2 separate regions of the Homo sapiens genome follow, and region 1 is linked to region 2. A link is a loop called in an ENCODE intact Hi-C map of the cell type or tissue named here. Cell type or tissue: GM12878. All regions are shown on one strand. Links, peaks and the distances in the headings refer to the core of each region. The heading gives the core; the rest is flanking DNA.

Region 1 (11,603 bases), core at 4,332-8,331, 110 kb after region 2:
TTTTATTGCCAAGTGAGAACCTACTACAAACCTGGTACATGACAGAACCTCCTTGCCCCTTAGAAATGTGAAGAACTTCCAGAAGCAATAGTTCACTCTTCCCCAAACTTCAGACCAAGCTAGGACATGCTGCTTGCTGGAGCAGATGAAAGAGTTAAGCCACTTACAGAGGGAGGCAGAAGAGGAGGAGGACAGGATTTAACAAGAAGTTCCAGTTCTTTCTTTGCCCAGAATCCAGAAGACCCAATTCTCTCTGGTGGGGAGCTCATGATCTAGAAGGTTTGAAAGGGAAAGTGCCTCATATGAAGGGAACAGAAGAAAAAGACAACAGTCCAAGTGTCTTGAGCCATCTGGCTTAGGGGAAACTTTCTCCCTCTGATTCCTGGTTCAACTGGTTAAAAATATAGGTTATTTTTACACAACATGGGAGATAGTGAGAACCATTATGTGGACAGGTAACATCTGTCATCTTGGGGTGGGGGACAACAGTGCTGAAATGCCAAAGCCTTTCCCAAGCTGGGCCAATTTACAAAGAGACACATGGGGTCCTACCTTCCGAACATCACAGGTGCACTCCCAGTAAGAGCAGGAAGGTATCTGAGAGACTGTGTTCAGCCCCTCACTTAATCCCTGAGGAAACGGGCTCACAGTCCCACAGTATGTTGAGGGGTAAAGTTGCTACCAGAATCCTGGTTTCCCCACTCCTCCAATATTCTCTTTGGTTTTTTGTTGTTTTTTTGAAGCAAGGTCTCACTCTATTGCCCAGGCTGGAGTGTGATGGCACAATCACAGCTCACCGCACCCTTGACCTCCTGTGCTGAGGCAATCCTCCCACCTCAGCCTCGCGAGTAGGTGGGACTACAGATGCACACCACCACACATGGCTAATTTTTGTTTTGTTTTTGTTTTGTAGAGATGAGGTTTCGCCATGTCGCTCAGGCTGGTCTCGAACTCCTGGGCTCAAGCGATCTGCCCACCTCAGCCCCCGCAAAGTGCTGGAATTACAGGTGTGATACACTATTTTTAATCCATAAAAGGTGAGGCTCTTCCCAAATCAATACAGTAGGTGCCAGTGTGGGCACAGAAGGGAACAGAGAAAAGGGGGACTGTTACCATGTCAACTGCCTTGTTTTTCCTCCAGGCATCCAGCTATGGAATGGGCAGGTACAAACTCAGATCAGTGGCCTGGCCTTTTTTGGATATGTGTGGCTATTTCAGAAAAGGATGACCCACTCTCCTGCCTCAGGGACTAGGCCAGCCCCACCCTCCCTGGGCTTGCTCATCTCCTCCCACTAACTTCTCTTCTGCCTCCATGGCCAACACCCCCACCTCTTTCAGCCTTGCCTCCAGACCAGCCTCCTCCTTCCCCACAGGAACTGTCACAGACCACCATCCATTCAACTGGCCAAGAGAGCAAACCTGAGTTTGCTGTCTCAAGAGGCTTCAGCTTGGAGCTGGTAGATTTCATCTATCCAAATCTCAATCACCCTTCAGAACTCAGCTCGAATTATATTTCTTCCCCCAAGAAGCCTCTCATACCCTCATGTGTTAGAAATTTTGGATTACTCCACCCCCTCTAGTGCTCTTAAGCAACCATTAACACCCAACATGTCAGGAACAAGTTTTAGTCCAAAACTACAGTGTGTAACATACAAGTCCTCTTCCCAGGGACCCAACAGCATCTATGCTTTTCTTCACCTCTGACTCTCCTCCCCAGAGTCCAGGAAATCTCCACCTGGTATTCAGAGTCAGCCAGTTCTTCTGTCACCATGCATTCTTCCAAATCTTTTTTCCTTACATTTGGGCTTAAATTTTTGTCATTCAAAAGCCCAGATAGGACTCTCCTCTCCCCTATTTTCTGTCATGCCATCACTTGTGGAAGAAAGCAAGCACCAAGTACCCAAGTTGAGGGAAAGGAAGGAATGGCAAGAGGTCCAAAGAAATGAAGATTTTCAAAAGTAAAGGGAAATGCAAAGCTCAGTGATTATCTCAAATTAAATATCCTGTCACACAAACATTTATTGATTGCCTCTTCTGTGCCAGGTACTCTGCCAGGCATTTTTGTTTCTGGTCTCCCATTTGAACTCAGGGCAACCCTGTCTGTTTTGGAGGAAAAAATAGACTGGGTGGGCAGATGACTTCCTCAGAGTCACACAATCAGTAGCCCCACATGCGGTCTGCCCTCTGCCTCAGACAGGCTGTAAGAGCCTCAAGACTGGGGCTGTAAGTTCATCCACACACCGGGAGATAAGGTGAAGTGGTTCAACATGAGAAGTGAGCAAATTCAGATCCCTTATTTTGCAGATAGAGAAACTGAGGCCAGAAAACTGAAGTGACTTCCCAGTGTCTCCTGACCAAAAGAAAAATAAGCATTAAATGAAGAGAAAGGAAATAATGAAGTGGAAAGGATAGTTGACCTCAAATAGAAACATGGATGCTAGTCCCGGTTCTGCCACCAATCAAGACAACCCACCTCTCTGGGGCTCAGTGTCATCTGTAAAATAAGGCCTGGAAGAAATACAGCAAATCATGGTGTCAACAGGTATCAGAGACACCCTTCTGGCATCAGTATTCTGTAACTCTCAGAGAGCCACAGTCTTAAAGTCTTTCTAGACACAATCTTAAAAGTAGAAGACTAAATAATATGCACATGTCACATCATACAAAAACATGCTGTGGAAGCAGAAAGTAAAAGGAAATTTTGAGCATAATATGAGTTTTGAATTTAATATTTGCTTATTTTTTTCTTTTTCCTCCTGGTAAAATTGCTTAAGAGTGTTACACACACACACATATACACATATACACAGCCCATTCGACCTCTCTAGCCACGTGGGTTTCTGCTCCCAGACAACACTGCACCACGAACGGGGTAGGAGATGTCAGCCAGCAACGGTGGCCCATGAGGGCCAACAAACAGCAGCCAAGCACTCCCACTGTCACCACCCTAAAACACCTGGTCGAGTCTGATTAATGAGATGAGGACCAGATGCTTAAAAATGTCTGCTAAATTAAAAGAAAAAGAAGAAACAAAGAGAAAAGGAAAGGAAACCAGAAGCCTGCCTTTAATATAGTGCACTTTGTTATCTGTAATGTCTTTCAACCACAGATAACAGAATCAACCACATGGAATCTAAGATGCACGCCAGGTGAAAAAACACCATAAAGACATAATAAAAAGTTCCACCAGTGCCCATAAATTGCTGGGGGACTGTTACAAGGGCAGAGTCATAAATTCTTAATGTTTCCCAAATTAGAGGGTACCAACACATATGCAAATATATTTGTGTGGGTAATTGAGGACTAAAAATCTTACATTAAGCACAGCTACCTCCTTCAAACGCTGTTAGGGGAGCCTCTGACAGGCACACTCATACAGCACACACTGTAGGAATTCAATTTGGAAACCATCATCTAAAGCACAGAGGAGAACAGGAAAGTCATATTGCTATAATGCTTAGATTATCAATCATCTTGACAGTTTATTGGCTTTATCACCACACATACCATTAAAATGATGTCTGGCCTAGACTGTCAGGAGCAAACATTAAACAGACCAGGATTAAAAAGCAGATCCCAAACAGCACTCCAGTCAAGTTTCTCTTCCACTCTGAAATTAGTTAGAGCTGACTAAGAAACTGGCACTAGACTTTGAAGAAATATACAGCCCAAAAGGCTGAGAGTCAACTCAGACCTGACAAGCTGATAGGTAATGTCATGTTATGGCAAATCTGACTCTCCTGTGGTTGATTTATCACGTACTCTGTGCAACAGAATGATTGCTAATGGTGGAAGGGAGAGGGGGGGAAAAAAACACCACCATAATTTGCCTCTTCTTGCAACCAAGGGCTTGTATCAAAAGGGCCAAGCCAGCTCCCTGAAGTGGGGTAGGAATGCTAATAAATTCACACTACTGAGCAAACATATTAACATTACCCCCACACAGGTTATTAAAGTAATTTTACAGATTCAGAAGAACTGAACAGGCAGCAGAAGAGACATTCATAATTCAAGAGCTCTAGACAGCGAAAGAGTTACGAACCCTATACGTTTTTAAAATGCTTCTGCATGTGTCACTTTGGCAAGGAAATCTCAACACAATTAAAACTATACTAGCACATCAATAGGGCTCAATTGAGAGCTGTGTACCTGCCTTTTACTAGGCCAGGGCTTTATAGATGCCTCAGGAAGAAAAGGGAAATAGGAAATTCACCGCTAATTAAAGGGAACCTTCTGTGCCTAAGGACAAATGGTGGCATTTCTAAAATATATATAAAAGAAACACATTTCCAAATCTCTGCCAAGGGTTTGGCTTTTTCACAGTCCCTAGAACTATTCTGTGTTTGTTTGGAAGTTACAGAGCTATTCTGTTTGTGATTAATAGTTTGCTTTCCAGTACAAATAAGTCATTAAGAAGGGTAGGGTGGGGCACAGAGAGAAGTGACAGAATAGGAACTGGCTCCGAAACAATGCGAGTAAAAAATTCAGACCACATTTTTCAATCTTTCACTCCATTGCTTATTTACCCAAGTGAGGTTCCCTGCCTGTCTCTCTGGGTGACTTCAACATGACCCTTTAAGTGAAAAAACTCATTGGGACACCATATCAGAGGCCCTTTCTCTACTTCCTTTCACCTAGCTGGGCTTTTTGGTACCTTGAAAACTCAGCTAATTCATGATTAAGAAAAGAATCTGGAAAATGATGGCACAAAAGCAGCCAGGAGGCATGAAGAAGCTGCTTCAGGAGAGCTCCTGCCCTTGCTGGGGTACCCCTGTGACACTCCAGGGTCGCCCCCAATAGGCTGTAGTGCCATTTTGTGATGCTTCCAGCCAGCCATCTTTCTCCAAGCAGTGCCATCCTGTTTTGTTGGTTGTACGCTGGAGTGGAGGAACTGACAATACACCATTTACCGAGGGAGAGTCACTCCCTGTACAACAGATGTCACCAGGAAAAAAAAAAAAAAGATGCCAGAACACAAGGCTTGTACACTGCTGAGCAAACACTGAATTTTGCACCTGAATGAGCATCTGGGTTTGAGAGACCAGGCAAGACCCACCCACATCCCCAAACACGCACTCACCCAACCACAGCACAACTCTCCCCAAGGGCCCCAAGAGAGCTAAATGGGGGAAAGGCAGCCAGCATCCAAGCTCCTCACACCAGGAACTTCCTCTGCCATTGCTTCTGGCTCAGGTTTCCAAAGCACTTTCACTAAGGGTGAAGAGAGAACCTCCCACAACAACCCCCTCGTGCCAGGAAACCTGAAAGAATCTCTGCTTTCACACTCCAAGACACCAGGCACCAAGATTTCCATGGGGAAAGACATAGCAGTCAGTGAAATCAATCATCATGGTCACTGGGCACCGGCCAAGGGACCAACATGGCGCTGAACTCTACAGGGGATACATGGGACTTTTAAAGCATGGTCCATGTCTCTCCACCAAGCCTACAACCAACCCAATTGGGGACCATGATTGGTTTATCACCAAGTAGATGGAGAGTTTCATGGTTTGCTCTCGCCACTGGCCCATGAGCTCCTACAGGGCAGGGACCACATCTCACTGATCTGCTATAAGACACCAAAAAAAAACAACAGAAATGAATGAAAAAAATAAATGAATGATTGATTTTTTAAGAAATCAAAAAATAATAAGCACAGGGTAAAAAGGCAGAACTGTTAGTTGGTTTGGAAATCCCAGCTTTGCTGCCAGTTCAGGCCATTCTCCACTCAGTGACTTAGAGAAATCAGACAGGGGAGTGGCAGGAAGTGGAACAAATGTGTTCTCTTTTCTCTAAGTCCTCTCAGAATGCCCTCCTATTCCCCATCACACCTGCGTAATGCCATGTCCATCTTATCCTGAGAGTCTATGTTTGGGGTCACTCAGCCTGGTTGTAATCAGAAAGGTAAAGCAGGACAGGATTAGTGGGAGTACTACTAAGAAATGAAAAACCAGAGGTTTATTTTAGCTTGTTCTACTTATGGTTCATTGACTTCTGCCCTGAAAACAGCTCCAAACGACTCCCAGGGGTCAGCCAAACACTAAGTTCACCGCAGGTTTTCTCACTATGAAACTAATAAGCCTTAAAGGCTCTGTGTTTGTATTTTAGGTGCTACTACAAGAGGGATGGAGGAGGAGAGTTAATATGGCCCATAGTAGACTCTTAATAAACATGTGTTGAATGAAACTGAGACACACAATAGTAACTTGGAAAGTTAAATAATTCAGCATGAGACACACCATCAGCATGAGAACTGCTGTCATTACACCATGTGGTGACAGGGGCAATAAGTGTTAAAAATTCACCTAAAGGAGCAGCTGGAGTAGGGGTGGAGGGATCAGGGACAGCTTTAAGCAAAGGGTAGGAATCAGCTGGTCAGGGAAACATGAAAGAAGGGCATTCCAGGCAGGAAGAATATGGGGGGTCCATGAGTGCAGCAAGTACATGAAGTGGTAGAATAAAGGGTTCATGGAGGGAAGTCAAGGGAGCTGAGATGGGATGCAGGAGAGACTGTAAGGATCTAAACAGCACAAAATGAACATCTAACCCTTGCTCCTGCTCTTCTCCTGCCAACTGGTCCTGTTCCACGTTTTCTGTTTAGTGACTGTGCCACTGTGGTAGAGATTGCTGGCTGTCCCCTGATTATCTACAACTATGTGTGGCCATGAGACTCAGTTCTGACCCTTGGGATGTAAGCAACTTCTGGGTGGTGACCTTGAAGGGAAAAATCTAGAATGTGAACATACTAGTGAGCCAGCTATAACCATGCTAAGGACAATGGTCTAGAGATGGCAGAGCAATAAAACAGAAGGATTCTAGAAGTACAATGCCATGAGACCACCAGATCAGCCCTGGAGTGCTTACACTTGGACTGAGATGAGAGCAATCCATTTCTCTCTTGTTAGCTACTCTTGAGTCCTGTTTTAACAGCCAAACCTGTGTCATAACTAAAACAACCCTTATTCATCCCATTTCCAAGCCAGGCACTCAGGTGTGATCCTGGACTCCTTCCTCTCTTTCCCATAACCTATCTCTCACCTAGTTCTTCTGATGTTAATCTGTATCAATCACTCAAACTTGCCCTCTGTACTCCATCTCACTGCAACAGCCAAGGATGACATGATCTACCTACACCTACTCTGACCTCCCCCAATCCATTTATCCACTCTGTAGCCAGAGTGATTTTTTTCTAGACACAAATCTGATAAAAGTCCCCTGATTTAAATTGCCAATGTTTCCCACTGTTCTTAGGGTAACAGTAAAAATCTTTATACACACCTTACAAGGCTCAGCGTGGTAATCCCTACCTACCCCTCTTATGCCACACTCCATACCAACCTTCTACTAGTTCCTAATGCTTTCTCCTCCCACAAGGCCTTTGCACATGCTGTTACCACTGCCTAGAATGCTTTTTCCTCCCCTCCTTGTTGAGATAAGTCCTACCTATCCTTCAGATCTTAACCTAATACCCTGCTTAGAGAAGATGACTCCCCCCTATTACTACAGACGTTATTACATGCATTTATCCTATGAGGCTGTCTTACAATATCTCCATTTGTTACTGGCCAAACCTTTGATATGACTTATTTTTCCATTAATCTAATAAAATATGAAGTGGATTTTACATTTAGTTGATTCATGCCACTTCCTCCCTGCCCCATCCCCCCAAACCCCACTCACAACTGAAAGCTCAGCAAGGGTAGGGACATTCTTGTGTTGAGCTCCCTCCTGAATCCCTAGCACCCAGCATAATGCATGGCACATAGAGGCACTCAACAAATATGGGGTGCCGTGGCTCACGCCTATAACCCCAGCACTTCAGGAGGCCAAGGCAGGTGGATTGCTTACGCCCAGGAGTTGGAGACCAGCCTAGGCAACATGGTGAAACTCCATCTCTACAAAAATAATACAAACATTACCCAGGCACTACTCAGGAGGTTGAGGTGGGAGGATCACCTGAGCCCAGGAAGGTCAAGGCTGCAGTGAGCCGTGATTGTACCACTGCACTCCAGAGCCTGAGTGGTAGAGTGAGACCCTGTCTCAAAAAAAAAAAAAAAATGGGATTAATAAATAAATGACCTAACACACAAATGAATGAATGGATGGCCCTGATATCTTCAATTCCTTATGCTTCATTAATACCCCTTATTATCTGGTATGTGGCTAATCAAATACCCTTACACTTCCAGATTGTTGACCTTTCCAAATGAAGCCAAGACTCTCACAACTGAATATGGAATAAATATCCCATCTGTTCTCCCTCTCTCAGGTTCTTCCCCCATAAAGACAACCTACTGTGCGAGTGTAGTTTCTTATATACTTTATTCCCAATATAACTACTGTAATATCAAAAAAAATCCCAGAGGAACTGAGTATCACTAGTACTTAATGACCCATTAGACAGCCACCTTGATGCAAACCAGAAGGTGGTTAATGCTCTAACAAACTGATTCTAAACCAAGGTAACAGAGGGTGACAAAGGGATTGCAACTTCTATAAACCAATAGTCATGGTTTATAACACTAATATTTTATTAGCCTAATGGAAAATAGGGCATACCAGATTCATGACCAATTATAAAGCAAGAAAACTAAATCATGGGGGCTGTGGCCAAGTTCCCCCTAAATGTCTGAGTCCACAGGCCTAATGTCATTTGAATCCCCATATTTTTCCTTTAAACATCCACCACCACCCCTGCCCTGCACACACATACAGCAGCAACAGTCTCCAGCATGAGAAGCCACAACACCCAAACTGCATAATGCAGTGTTCTAGAAGAAGCCAATGAAATTTCCCTAAAAGTCAGCTGGCTTCACATTCATGTGCAAACTTATTTTTTAAAGAAGGCAAGCACAACTGCAGTACCTGTAATAATAAAAAAAAAAAAAACAGGCTATCAACTAACAGTGGGCAGCCTCATGTCCAAAATGGACATTCCCTAGAGAATGCAGTCCCTGCCTGGCTTTTGCACTTTTACATGGTGAGCATTAAAAAGGCTTCATGCACCTGTTGCCATCTCACCCTACCACAGGTGCTTCAGTGTTTTGAGTCTCAGGTTCAGTGTGAGAAGGGAAGCAAATGATACAAATAGGTGTTGCTGTGGGTCACAGGGTGGTGTGGGCTGTGCAGGGGGTTTTCAGGCCACACAGGAAAGAGAAGAAAAGGTTGCCTCTACCTGGGGACTGCAGGACTGGACAGGGAAGAACAGCACCAGTCAGGGCAAGAAGGAGGAGAAGTGTGCCTGCAAAACTTCCATGACATGGAGGTTTACCTATATAACAAACCTGCACGTGTACCCCAAACCTAAAATAAAAGTTAAAAATAAACAAATATAAAATAAAGAGAAAGAAGTGTGTACCCACTAGTGCCTCAGGAGGCCTCTGAACCCTTTGGAAGAAACAGCAAGAGTAAACTTAAGCCCATACTTGCACCTGCCTGAGTTCAAGGGCCAACCAGGCCCTGAGGCCAGGATCAGCTAGAGGTGAACCTGACACGAGTCATTCCCGAAGACATTTATTGTACCAGATTCTTCCCAAAGAAACACTGGTGATTTAGCTAGGGCTGTTCCTCTTCTCTGTATAAGAGTAAACAGAGGCCCTTAGGATTGGCCCCATTAATTCAACTCAGAGATCAATAAAAAAAAAAAATCTAAAAGGCAAAAAGGTATATAACTTGTTCTCTGGACTGGTTGGGTCAACAATAATCCTCTCCCAAACTGTGCCCAACAACAGGGAAATGGTGAAATAGATCATGAACAACAGTCAGTGTTGCAGAAGCCACAGGGCTCACCCCTGTGCTGCTGCTGTCCTCCTCAGCTTCCTGGGCACGCAGTTGGACTTAATTTCCCAGCCTCCTTTCAGGAACAGGCTTACCAATGAAATGTGAAAGAAAATGAGGTGTGTGACTTTTGGGCTAAGACAGTTAAGAGTGGCATGCCTTCTCCATGATCTCTTTCCCCACTCACCAGAACTGAGACAGCTCCAAAGAAAGAGGGGAGAGCAGAGCCACAAGAGGAACACAGCCTGGGCCCCTGAATGATGGCAGGACACACAGTTCCCCTCCTGACCTCCCTGCACTTCACACACACTCTACTTTCATTTAAGACAGCACAAACAGGCTGGGTACAGTGGCTCATGTCTGTAACCCCAGCACTTTGGGAGACTGAGGTGGGAGGATCACTTGAGGCCAGGAGTTCAAGACCAGCTTGGGCAACATAGTGAGACTCTATCTCTAAAAGAAAAAATAAAGAAAGCAATAAATAGACTTGGATCACGTTAAGTCACTAAGACCTGGGAGCAGTTTTAAATAGCAATATCTTCCCTGACTAAAAGAATAATTCAAATGTCATTAGCATCTGGTCTGAGACCTATTTCGGTTATGTATATTTGTAGTGCAGATATACCCTCTTGATTATTCTGGACTCTGGTTATAGTTAATATTTGGTTTATATTCTCTCCATTGGGTTATTGAATCAAAATTAGGATAAAAATTTCACCATAGAAAGCCCTCAATATGGAAAAGCCACCAGCAAACATTCACAAGATGACCTCATTCCACGTCTATAAACAGGCCCACACCACCTGCCTTTCTTGCTCCTTCTGGCCTCTCTTTCAATAGACAGGATGCACAAGGAATCCAATACTTTTACAGACATCTTAGGTCAGTTAACAGTAAGAAGAAAAAGAATCATTTAAACACACACCAGGAAAGTGTGGGAGCAACTGGGAACACATTTTATAAGAGTATAAATATGAATTCCTTTTAATGGAACAAGTTGTCATCTACTCCCTTGTCTGAAACTACCAATTAAAAATACCAAAGAAAGAATTGTACATATTCAGGACTATTATCATTGATTAAAACAGAGTAAACTGACTCCTACTGGGGTAATAGGTGGGAAAAAAAAAGGCATTTTAAAACAAAACAGTATCCCAACACCCTGATTCTCTGAAGTATCCCAGAAGGCACACTTTGTGGTAGCTAAAGCCTAGACTTGCATTCCTTCAGAGATGTCATAAATGACTGACACCTGCAATGGGAAAGTCTGTGTCTTGAAGCAGAGACAACATGCAAAGAAGAGACTTGAGAATCTGTCCAGGAGACTGACAACAGGTTGCAGAATTCCATTCTGGAGTTGGGGAAGCCTGCTATCCAAATAAACAGATTTGGATAGGCTTTAGGTCTGTGTCCCCACCAAATCTCATCTCGAACTGTAATCGAGCGAGGGACCTGGTGGGAGGTGATTGGATCATAGGGGTGGCTTTCCCCCATGCTGTTCTCATGATAGTGAGTGAGTTCTCACAAGATCTGACAGTTTTATATAGGGCTCTTCCCCCTTCGTACACTCTCTCCCTCCTGCCACCATGTAAAACGTGCCTGCTTCCCCTTCTGCCATGATTGTAAGTTTCCTGAGGCCTCCCTAGCCATGCAGAACTATAAGTCAATCAAACCCCTTTCCTTTATAAATTACCCAGTCTCAGGTAGCATCTTTTTTTGTAGCAGTGTGAAAACGGACTAATATACTCAGATTACTAAGTATTTACTGCATATCTACTATATCACTTGAATACCTGTTGTAGAAACTGAATTTGACTATTTCAGAG
Region 2 (11,603 bases), core at 5,072-9,071:
GAAAGTGTGTTCAGTTTTTGCATACATGCCTGAATTGTACAACTTTTATTCCATAACAGGTACATCTCTTTCAATATTTTGCTTTTCTGATACTGTTAATCAAGATTAAAGTAAGCTAAAAAGGGACTGGCCTCCCTGATGAAAACATGACCAGGCCTGGTCTGTGAATGTTCCAACTGTCCTTCCAGGGAGCAGGCAGTGTGCACTCTCAGGCTGTGCATTTTGGAGGGCCTGTTCGCAGTGTGCTTGCCCAGGACTCTTGCTGGCTGCCTTGGTAGCAGACTCTGCACCCAAGATGAGTGTGGATGACACAACATGGTAGGAAAGCTGGGCTAATGCTTTTAGGACCAAGCATGACTAAAGAAAGATAAGAAATTGAGCATCATAAAATGACTGAATGCACTGTGCTAGGCCCTTGAACATACACTGCTACATTTACAGATGAGGACACTAAGACTGAAATTAAGCAATTTGCACACAAGGGTCACACGGCTATGACCAGAGTGCAGTCTGGCTATGACCAGAGTACAGTTTGCAGAGGCCAACTGTAAACCCAGATCTACCAAACCCTGAAGTAAACGCTGCCTCCCCACAGCTTGTACTTCAAGGAGAGTTGCTGTCTCACAGTGAGCCAGTGTGTAGGATGGGATCATCTTCAGAAGAGAGAGACTGCGATGCTGAAGAAACGTTCAGAGAAAATGAGCTAGAAATACAGGTTGGGAGATGAACACTACACCATGGGTATTTTTCTCTCAGTCTCAGCCCAAAAATAGAACCTTTGGGGCTTTGTGTGTTTGCCCTTCACCCTAGAGCATGTATCCTCTAACATAGCAATGAACTACAACTGCTGACACTGATTAAAATCAGCAGTGTGTACTGCAAACCTACTCACGGGCTATGAATGACAAACTCTGGGAGGGAAATTTCCCTAAGATCTGCAGGTAGCTTCCCCTTGAGAGTATCCAGCAGATACACAAAGGAACAGTACTCTAAACAGGACAACAGGATAGGGGGTATAGACATACATACAGTTGACCCTTGAACAACATGGGTTTCAACTTCATGGGTCCACTTGTACATGGATTTTCTTCCACCTCTGCCACCCCTGAAACACCAAGACCTCCTCTTCCTCCTCCTTCTCCTCAGCCTACTCAATGTGAAGATGACAAGGATAAAGACCTTCATGACAGTCTACTTCCACTTAAGAGTAAATATATTTTCGGCCGGGTGCAGTGGCTTACACCTGTAATCCCAGCACTTTGGGAGGCCGAGGTGGGCAGATCACGAGGTCAGGAGATCAAGACCAACCTGGCTAACACGGTGAAACCCCGTCTCTACTAAAAATACAAAAAAATAAAAAATAAAAAATTAGCCAGGAGTGGTGGCACGCACCTGTAGTCCCAGCTACTTGGGAGGCTGAGGCAGGAGAATTGCTTGAACCTGGGAGGCAAAGGCAAAGGTTGCAGTAAGCCAAGATCATGCCATTGCACTCCAGCCAGGGCAACAAGAGTGAAATTCCATCTCAAAAAAAAAAAAAAAAGAGTAAATAATTTTCTCTTCCTTATGATTTCCTTAATTTCTTTTTTCTAGCTTACTATTTATAAGAACACAGTATATAATATATATACAAAATATATGTTAATCTACTGTTTATGTTATTGGTAAGGCTTCTGGTCAAAATTAGGCTATTAGTAGTTAGGTTTTGAGTCAAAGTTTATGTTAATTTTATTAGATGTGACTACACAGGGGAGTCAGTGCCCCTGACCCCCACATTGTTCAAGAGTCAAATATATATATATATATATAATATATATGGTTGATATATATATAGTTAATATATATATGGTTGATATATATATAGTTTATATATATAGTTGGTATACATATATAGTTGATATATATATAGTCTGATATATATATATATATATATATATAGAGAGAGAGAGAGAGAGAGAGAGAGAGTCTGGTAAAGACAACTACATAAGGATAGGTGCTTACTATGAGGAAAAAAGTAAGAAAAGAAAGAACTAAAGAGAATGGATGTTGGAAGTAAATTTTTCCATCACTTTTACAGTGTTATTTTGTAATGAATAGCATCTTCATAAGTCTGTAATTACTTACAAAGAGAAGAAAATGCCAACTTAGAGTCAGGACAGATGCAGAAAAATGTTAAACAACAATACAGCAGGTGAACTGCATCATAAGACAGCAATACAAGAGCAGTTTCAAGTCAGTCTATGATTAATTCCCAAAGAATATCCCTTAGATGAGTACAGTGTGTTGATATTCACAAAGCTTCTCTACATTCATCACTTCATCCTGTCTTCCTAGGAGAGAGGAAAGATGTTTATTCTCAAAGTTCTCATCTTCTAGCCAAGGCGACAAAGGCCTAGCGAGGTTGATTTGCCCAAGGTCAGTCTTCTGTAGCGCCAGGTCTCCTACTGCTTACTCCACCCTAGTGACTTCTCTTCCAAAGGAGCAGAGGCTCAGACATGGATAGATTGTGGTGTGAGGCTTTATGGAGGAAACAGAAATGGTGCTTGACCTCAAGAACTGCAAAAGACTGAGGGAGAAAGGAACCCATGGGGCAATCCAGGGAGATGGAGCAGTCCTGAAAAATGAGCAAGAACAAGTTGTGACTGTGAGGTGATGCAATGGTTTGGCTGGAGCAGAGTGTGTAGACAGAGAAGTAGCAAGAGAGAAGTCCAGAAAGAAAAGACAGAGGGGAGCAGTGAGTGCCAAACTAAAAAGATTACTTGGTTCTACTAGTCGGTGGGAGCCACTGAATGTTTCATGAGAAGGAGAGCAGCATAATAAAAGCAGTGCACTGAGAATACAAATTACTTCATCAGAGTGCAGATTTACAAAACGACTTAACATAGAAGGGGACACTCAAACATTCTGAGTTGGCCAAATTCTCCCAATAAGAGTGAGACACAAGCTGCCACCATGTACTCCCAACCAGCCATTTGCTAAATGATAAGAGCACACTCCTTCCACTTAGAGGTTGTAAATGGGAAACCTTGGCAGCCGTCCCTATGTGCCCTTATGCTGCCACTTGGGCCTCCCTGGGCTTCTCATTCCCATTGCACTGTCCCATCCAGAACTGTCCAAGATCTGGATCTTACCTGAATGCCTCATATCTAAATGCACATACGCCTTGGAGGTGACTACAGTTTATCTGATAAAGTAGCTCCAGCCAAGGCCACAATAGCTGCTAAAGCTACAGAGTGCCTTTTTCCCAAATGCACACTTTCATAGAAACCATCTGGACCTTAATCCAGTGGTTCCCAAGCACTGAGGCCAACTTAGGTCATCCCTAGCCAGTGACTTTAAGGTTTTGTCTTTATGATAGTCTACTTCCACTTACTAGTAAATACATTTTCTATTTGAAACCACTGAAACTGCAAAGAGGAAAACAGGAATTTCAGACACCCTGGCAGAGAGAATCTGGTGATATATTCTAGCCTTTCTAAATCCCTTCAAATCAAACCATACAAGAAGTGCTCTATGGAGTCTTAGCACTATGGGTCAGGTGTTCAGATTTCACCAATGTCATGCTACAAAGCTACTGATTCACATATATACAACTGTCTTCATAAAGATTGCATAAAACCAAATTTTGAGATAACTCAGACACAACCTACACTGAAATTAGCTTTGCTGTATTATCAGAAAATAGTCAAACATAGTAAAGAAGATAATACAAAACATGTTTAAAGTTCTAAGAGAAGCTCTATGTACATACCAGGCATACCATTTAACTCATAGACTCCAATTATCTGGGGTGGAGATTAACAATTTTTGGTCATCTGGGTACCACATCACAATTTTTGCCATATCTCTATAGCAGCTGTACTATTATGTACTTAATATTTTTTCCTTTAATTGATTTACTTTTCCTGTTGATATGGTTTGGCTATGTCCCCACCCAACTCTCACCTTGAATTGCAATAATCCCCATATGTCAAGGGCGGAGCCAGGTGGAGATAATTGAATCAAATAAACACCACCACCACCACTACTACTACTACTGCTGCTGCTGCTGCTGCTGCTGCTGCTGCTGCTACTGCTGCTACTGCTACTATTACTGTTCTCATGGTAGTGAATAAGTCTCATAAAATCTGATGATTTTGTAAATGGGAGTTCCCCTGCACAGCCTGCCTTGCCTGCTGCCATGTAAGACGTGTCTTATATCCCCTTTGCCTTCCGCCATGACTGTGAGCCCTCCCCACCCATGTGGAACTCTGAGTCCATTAAGCCTCTTTTCCTTTATAAATTAAAGAAACAGTCTCTGGTATTTCTTTATTAGCATCATGAGAACAGACTAATATACCTATTAATTCAGAAATTAAAATATGAAAGTCACAGTCATAAATCGATAGCCAACATTATTTAACAAACACAAATTTTAAAAGTCCATTCAGTATACTGCCTAAAATCATTTCCTGTGACACCCATTATCCGGCACTTTGGGAAACACTGATCCAAAGCCAACCATCTCATCTGACAGAAGGAAATGGAGTTCAGAGACATAAAGTAATTTGACTAAGGTTACACAGCCTTGAAGTCAAAGGACCATTAACTCTGCTCTCCTGGTTCCTTGCTCATTAATGTTTTTTCCAATACCATGACTATTCAATGGATGTATTAATAGCATATCACAGCCATATTTCCATTAGAATAAGTACTCTACTCAACAATATTTAGGGATTCTAGTTCAAATAATTGTGCTCATATCTGGGAGTAATTAAGGATTTTTTCCTTTTAAATGCAGCTGTCATACAGACTTTTCATCAGGTTGAGTATTCCTAATCTGAAAAACCCAAATCTGAAATACCCTAAAATCCAAAAATTTTTGAGCACCAATTTGATGCTCAAAAGAAATGTTTATTGGAGCATTTTGGATTTCGGATTTTCACATTAGGGATGCTCAACTGGTAAGTATAATGCAAACATTCCAAAATCAAAAATAAATTAAAAATCAAAAACACTTCTGGTCCCAAGCACTTTGGATAAGGGCTACTCAACCTGTATGTGGTCTTGTTTTGATGTTGGCTGTCACATTTTACAAAACACTATGGGTATTTTTAAAGACATTAGTATCTTGAGCAGTCAGATATCACACATAATGACTCAGTTATGATTTGTCATTGAGAGCTAGAAAACCACTGCAGTCTTCAAGGTCTCTTTCCTCAAGCCCAAGTCTTTAATTAGCAGAGATGAGAGAAAGGACAATGGCCACATCCTTCGTTAAACACCAAGAGTCACCCAAGTTGACTGGGCAGAGTCAACTGATCATAAGCCATGGCTGTTCTTGAAATGCCCCACTTAGCAGTGAGGGAGTCCCCAAGACATGGTCTAGGCTTGGTGAGCACCTAACTCCATCTCCCCAGGGAGAAGCCAGCCTCCTCTTTTCCAGCCACTGAACACAGATGTTCCACAATGGGCACATGCCTCCTATCTTGCTGGTGTCCTCAGGTTATAACAAGGATATCCAGTCCAGGATTCCAAAAGAGAAGGAAAAAAAAAAAACAAACACCACTGATATCCACAAAACCTCCTTGTATATTAAACAGTGCATCATGAGTAACACAGCTATTATTCAGTGCATGCATCACAACTGTGTGCCCATGTTGTGTTGTCAGATAAATATATAAACACAGGGACTGAAGTGCCCCCTCTCCTCTCCACCATCCCTTCTAGGAAGAGGAAAGGAAGTTGGGCTGGGATAGAGGAGCAGAGAGATAGCAGGAGAGCAGGGAGATTCTGGAGGCAGAATGAGAGGGGAGAAAAAGAGTACTGGGGTTTCTTTCTTCCCTTTTCTTCCCTAGTCTGTGGCATGAAAAAACAATGGCTTTTCTGAGGCACTGTGCAGACAAGGCAGCTCTGAAAAAAACTAATGGCCGTGATTAATGACAATGGGCTGGAGGAGAGTGGGGACACAGCCGCCACATACATCATCCCTTCCCGTCAGTCTCTGCTCCTCCCTGCCCCTCTTCCTCCTACCAGCAAGGCATTATAAAAACGTCTTATCTGCTCTGGATGCTTATTTTAAAGCTGAAATCACAGCCAGACCTCCACCCAAAAGAAAAACAAAGAGTGAGAAAGAATGGCCAGAAAAGGATGGTGCTAGAGGAAAGTAAGAGAGGGAAGAGTGAGAAAGAACGAGAGAGGGAGAGAGACAAAGGGGTGATAGGGTGAACAAGAAAATGGCATGTAAAATAACTATAAGATATTCCAGGAGAAAATGTGCAGGCTGTAATCATTCAAGATTTCAGCAACTTGACTCCTCACATGCTGAAGCCACATTTTCAAGGTCTTATCTGCCATATGGTTCCCTGTTTGGATGATTTATTAGGTGCAGAAAGCATACTGATAAATTTTACTGCATTTCCCTGAATAGGCAACCTATGGTGTCAATAACAAAGCTCAGGCGGCTTTAATGAAAACTGCAAGCACCAAAGGGTAACCATTTATTTATGAGTCGCTATAGTATTACTAGGACAAAATTTATCTTCCCTTCTCACGTACTCTGTAGAAACCGAATCTGGTCAAAGTAACAGAGATCACATCCATATGTCAGTGGTTTGCTAACATCTCCCCTGCACGAAACACTGGCTGTTGCTCTGGAGAAATTGTTTGGTGACCCATTTTGCATAAGAAATCTTGTTTTTGTGAAAAAACAAGATGAAACCTGGAGAACTCTGCAAACACCATACCATTAGCAATCACACCTAAAGGTGCTGCAGAATCCTCTTGGTTTTCTTTACCTAGAAAATGAGACAGCTGCCCCAGGGGTAGGGATGAAAAAAGCGAGAGTGATGTGCAGATAAGGAGGACAGAGATTTAGAGATACTGTCTGATCCATAAATATTTTAAGTGTACCAGTCCACACAACAATGTTCCCCTCCATCCTCTCCGTTTCTTAGGACACCACTCATTGCCTGGTCTCCACCCCTATCCCTCACTGCCCCTAAAATGCCTCTTTTCTTGGCTAGTAGCTATCTGCAAGTCTGATGTATGTGTTATTTTTATAACAGAGAAACAATCCAACTTTTTAAAACTCCAAAGGCAGCAAAACTAATGACCAAACTCAGGAGGAAGTGGGGGGGATTGTGGAAGAAAAGAGGAAGAAAGCCAGATAGTGCTCTTACTGTTTAATCCTGAGCCACAGTTAACTGCTACAAAAAAAAAAAAATTGGCAAGGTTTTCAAGTCTACAGTTTTCCCCACTGTGTAACATGCCTGTCCTGAGTGAAGACAGCCTTGCCCAGGAACGTCAAAAGAAGGAAGGATAAAGAAGAAGTTCAACCACAATAGCATACGTTTGAGTAATGCTCTTAGCACAGCAAACCAACGAAAGCAATAGCAAAGTTGAAAGGCTGGGCCAAGTCTTTTGACATGAGCAAAATCTCAACCTTCCATTTTTTTTTCCCCACCAAAGTTAATACTTTGAAAAATGTCTCCACTAGATTATTTTACCCAGGTTTTTTTTTTCATTTTACACTTTATTTTACACAGTTTTTTCCTTGTTCTGCATCAATATTTTCTCTAATACTTTCACAGTGAGAGGGCATGAAAATCTGTGCTTATCAGTTCTTATCCACACTATTGCCTCTCTAAATCCACTACTCAAAAATATATTTTTATATATTTATATATACAAATATATAAATATATAAATAAAATAAGTAAATAAATAAGCAAACTCTTTGGAAATCAGAACAAAAATAACATTTTATAAAAGCCTCTTTCCACATCATACATAATAAACAAAAGTCATCTTGATCAGTTCAATTACTGACATTGCTGCTTTTAAAATCTGCTTAGTAAAATGGCATCAATTAAAGTTTAATGTCTTATAAAAGATCATTCAAGTATTATAGTAGAATTAAGAGGAAATAGGTACTGCTTGGGATCTGGCTATATTTTTAGAGTTTCTCAACCAGAGAGATTTATAAGAATATTCATTATTGCCTAGATTGCTTTCAATTCAGCCACTAGTTTATTAAAAGAGGTAGGCTAAAGGGCCCAGCACGGTTCAGAGCACATTCAACCAGCTGCATTTTCAGTTTGCTAAATATTTCAACTAGTCTTCAAAGGCACTGCATAAGTAAAACCTCGCACTTATTTTTCTACACACTTCTCCTCTTAATTTTTAACCCCCTGGGTATTTCCAAAGGAAATCTAATCCACATAAGTCATTCGTACCTAGCCCACACTAAATGGCATTTGAATGAGTTATATTGTTCTAGAAACCCCATTCACCTTTTCTGTTGGCCTTTTATTCTCTGGAGGTCCCAGTCTGGGGCAAATCAACAAAACTGAACCTTAAGGCAGCAGAGGGAACTGGGGAATAGGAGAAGGGGACCAAAAAAGTATCAACAGGGAGGACACCCAGCCAGGGGCTCCAGGGCAAGAGGAAATCTCCTTTTGCAGGCCTGATACACAGGACCAAGTCGAACAGTTGTTCAGGTTGTGCACTAGCTGACGGCATTTGGCCAAAAGGACAGGTGGAGACTGAAATCCAACCTATACTGTGCTTGCCAAGCTCAATTTCTGGCCAGGGGTTACATCCACCCAGAGAAGGGGAGCACATTTCTCTACTTCTCCCAGAAGCACTGTATGGGCTAGCTGCTGATAAAGTCATGTTAAGAAAACAGAAGTAAGCCAGTCACAAAAGGACAAAAGTCCTGTATGCATCCATTCATATGAGATAACTTAGAGTAGTCAAACTCACAGAGACAGGAAGTGGAATGGAGGCTGCCTGGGGCTGAGGGGAGGAGGGGAGTGGGGAAATAGCAAGTGGCTATTTAATGGGTATGGAGTTTTGGCTTGAGAAGATGAAAACAGTTCTGGAGATGGATGGTTGTAACGGTTACACAGCAATGTGAATGCGGGTAATGCCACAGAGCTGTACACTTAAAAATAGTTTGAATGGTAAATTTTATTACAATAAAAAGGAAATGAAACCAGAGTCAAGCACTGGCAGCTACACACCCACTGTGGACTCCGATCAAGGTCCTGCTCACAGATCGACTTTACAAGCCCATGCCATTGTCCAACAACTGAGAGTAGATCAGGGCTGCACTTGCCTCCACAAACGCCCAGCTACACAGGACCTGTCCAGATCATCACTCCTAATGCCTACCTTCTGCCTCCAAAGGACACCAAAGAGGCAGGGCTTCTCTCTAGGGGTCCTTGCCCCTCTCACCCTGTGCTCCCCCTGTCTGAGTGCCCCACCAGCTCCAGCCTCTGCAGCAGCCTTCCCTGTCCCCAACCTCATACCACCCCAAACCCTGTAAGAGTAGAGGCATGCTGTCACCCAAGTCCACCTCCCCTCAGCAGAATAGTTCATTACTCCACACACATTAAGTTTCCACCAGAACAAGGCCAACTCAGGAAAAAGAAAAATTTACGACTCCCATCATTTGGAATTTGCGGTAAAATTTAGCCTACGTTGGGCCAAAGAAAGGGTTTGCTATGAAAGCTCACAATGTAAACAAGACTTGAGGGAAAAACATTCATACAAAGAGAATAAATGATTCTTAAAGGTTTCAGTTCAACAATACATTTTAGGGAACATGTATTGCCTATTATAAAGACATTAAAGAAAATACATTGTGTCAGGACTGGGGAACCTGGGCCTGCCTCTGCCACCCGAACATGGGCCAGTCCCATAAAGTCTCTGGCCATGATCACAGTTCCCTCATCCATGGAGTTGGACAGAGACTCTCTAAGGTCCTTCTGGCCACGATGAGACTATAAAATTAATATACTGTACTTTGTATATTTACATACATGAGTGTATGTGTGGTGTGTGTGTGTATGTGGGGGTGTGGTATGTGTTTGTCTATGTGGTGTCAGGGAGTGCTGTGTGTACATGTGGGGTGTAGGGAAGTATGAGGAGGAATGGTGTGTATGTTGTATGTGGGGGTGTATGATGTGTGTGGGGTGTGTGTTTGTGGTGAGGGATGTGGGAGGTGTGGTGTGTGTCTGTGTCTACATGAGTATTAATGAGGACTACTTCTCAATAGAAAGAATTTGCCAGTTATTTCAAAATATTTTCTATACTTAAAAGTGATAAAGCTGGAACTAAATAGTGGTGACAGTTGCACCACCTTGTGAATGTACTAAATGCCACTGAATCATGGCACTTTCAAATGGTTACAATGGCAAATTTTATGTTACATGTATCCTATCACAATTTTTTAAGTGATAAAGCTGTATTTCTTTTTTAAAAAATTAAGTATGTTCACCAGTTCGGAAGCTGTAATTTACCCAGTTTGTCCAAGTTAGCAGGATTTTGCAGTCCTAGAATATACTATACACTCCACCTAGAAAAGCTTCTAGTGTAGGTCTGAGATCTTTGGGATGTGCCACACTTGGGCCAAGTCCTGGAGACTGGGCATTCTTTCCCTTATTGGGCCAATAAAGTCTAACAGCCTCTTCTTCTCACTAGGGAGACTACATCCCTGCCTACTGAAGACCTTCTGGGCAAAAAGGGTGACTGTGGATGCCTGCTCCCACAACAGGACCACACAGAGCACGCATATCGCAGCCTGGTTCCACCTGAGGCTCACATCATGCTCTGTAATTGCAAGACTCATCATAGCACACACTCAGGGCTTCTCAGCTCGCCCAGGCTAGGGCTCCTTCCAATGCACTACACCTGTCCACAATGCTTACCACCTGGCAAAGTATTTTATTCTAATTTTGCAACTTTTTAAGAAAATGAAATGCTTACATCAACTTAATCAATTTTCTTAAAAGGGGAAAGATGCTGAATTCGCCCAAGATGCCACATTTACTCCTTCTAGAAGTAGGTGCTGGAGAGCAGAGATTGACCACTAGGAAGGCCAATGGACAATGGTATGGCCACAGATATTGTTCAAATGAAGCTCATTGGTGATTATTTCTTAAACGTCACTTTCAAAAACTAGAGTTTTAAGTTCCAATTAATTGCCATTGACAAGAACCCCAGTACTTGACACTTCACTCATGAACAGCCCTACAAATTAACAGTGTGGGTGTGGGTGTCTTTACAAAGCCCATTTCCAAGCAGCGGCCTCAAAGCTTCATACCAAGCCTCCTCAGGGAGTTTTTCTTTGGAGCCTCCTGTTTCTAATACTTTGGGCTTGATTCCTTGATTCTAACCCCACCTCCCAACCTAGAGAGTGCTGGCTGCATGCTAGCACAACCCTGAATGCTAATGACCTCAAGGGCAGCTAGTGTTCAGTTAGGTGCTGTGCAAGCTCCATTGTGGCCCGTGAACAAACTAGGGAGAGCTGATGAGAAGATGTACACTCTTTGAGAGTACGTGCAGGTGACGAGAGTGAGTATAGTGAAGGGTCACTGCACCAGACAAACTGTTGGTCGTGTTGAAGTTCTCTGGAGACCAAGGCTTGGAATGTGGCCCTTGATCAAGACAGGTGACCCAGGCAGAGACAGTAACCAAAAAGGGATTCTTTGGAAGAAACAGTGAACAGAGAGGAGCTAGACCCTGGTGTGAAGTGCAAACATGATCTGACTCATCAGCCTTATCCTCACTTAAAGGGTTATGCCCCCCACTTCACAGTTGCAGGCTCACAATATACCACT

What was found. Hi-C counts contacts between places; a loop is a spot of excess contacts. Peaks named below come from ENCODE experiments on the same cell type or tissue, not always from the same donor. Only the 100,000 strongest peaks of a DNase experiment are listed, where the experiment ranks them.
Region 1: it touches region 2 in a loop (4-fold over the local background); 3 of 110 quality-filtered maps call a loop at or near these places.

The regions. Positions count from the first base shown.
Region 1 is chr10:75,500,471-75,512,073 of GRCh38, reverse strand. All of the region lies in intron 2 of LRMDA (leucine rich melanocyte differentiation associated), which reads right to left. Among named protein-coding and RNA genes, the nearest start is that of MIR606, 46 kb to the left of the region's middle. In GM12878, for the core only: no CTCF peak of the experiment used is centred there; DNase peaks (open chromatin) are centred at 5,750 and 6,023.
Region 2 is chr10:75,608,715-75,620,317 of GRCh38, reverse strand. All of the region lies in intron 2 of LRMDA (leucine rich melanocyte differentiation associated), which reads right to left. Among named protein-coding and RNA genes, the nearest start is that of MIR606, 62 kb to the right of the region's middle. In GM12878, for the core only: no CTCF peak of the experiment used is centred there; DNase peaks (open chromatin) are centred at 6,587, 7,267, 8,217, 8,857 and 2 weaker places; H3K27ac peaks cover 1,761 bases.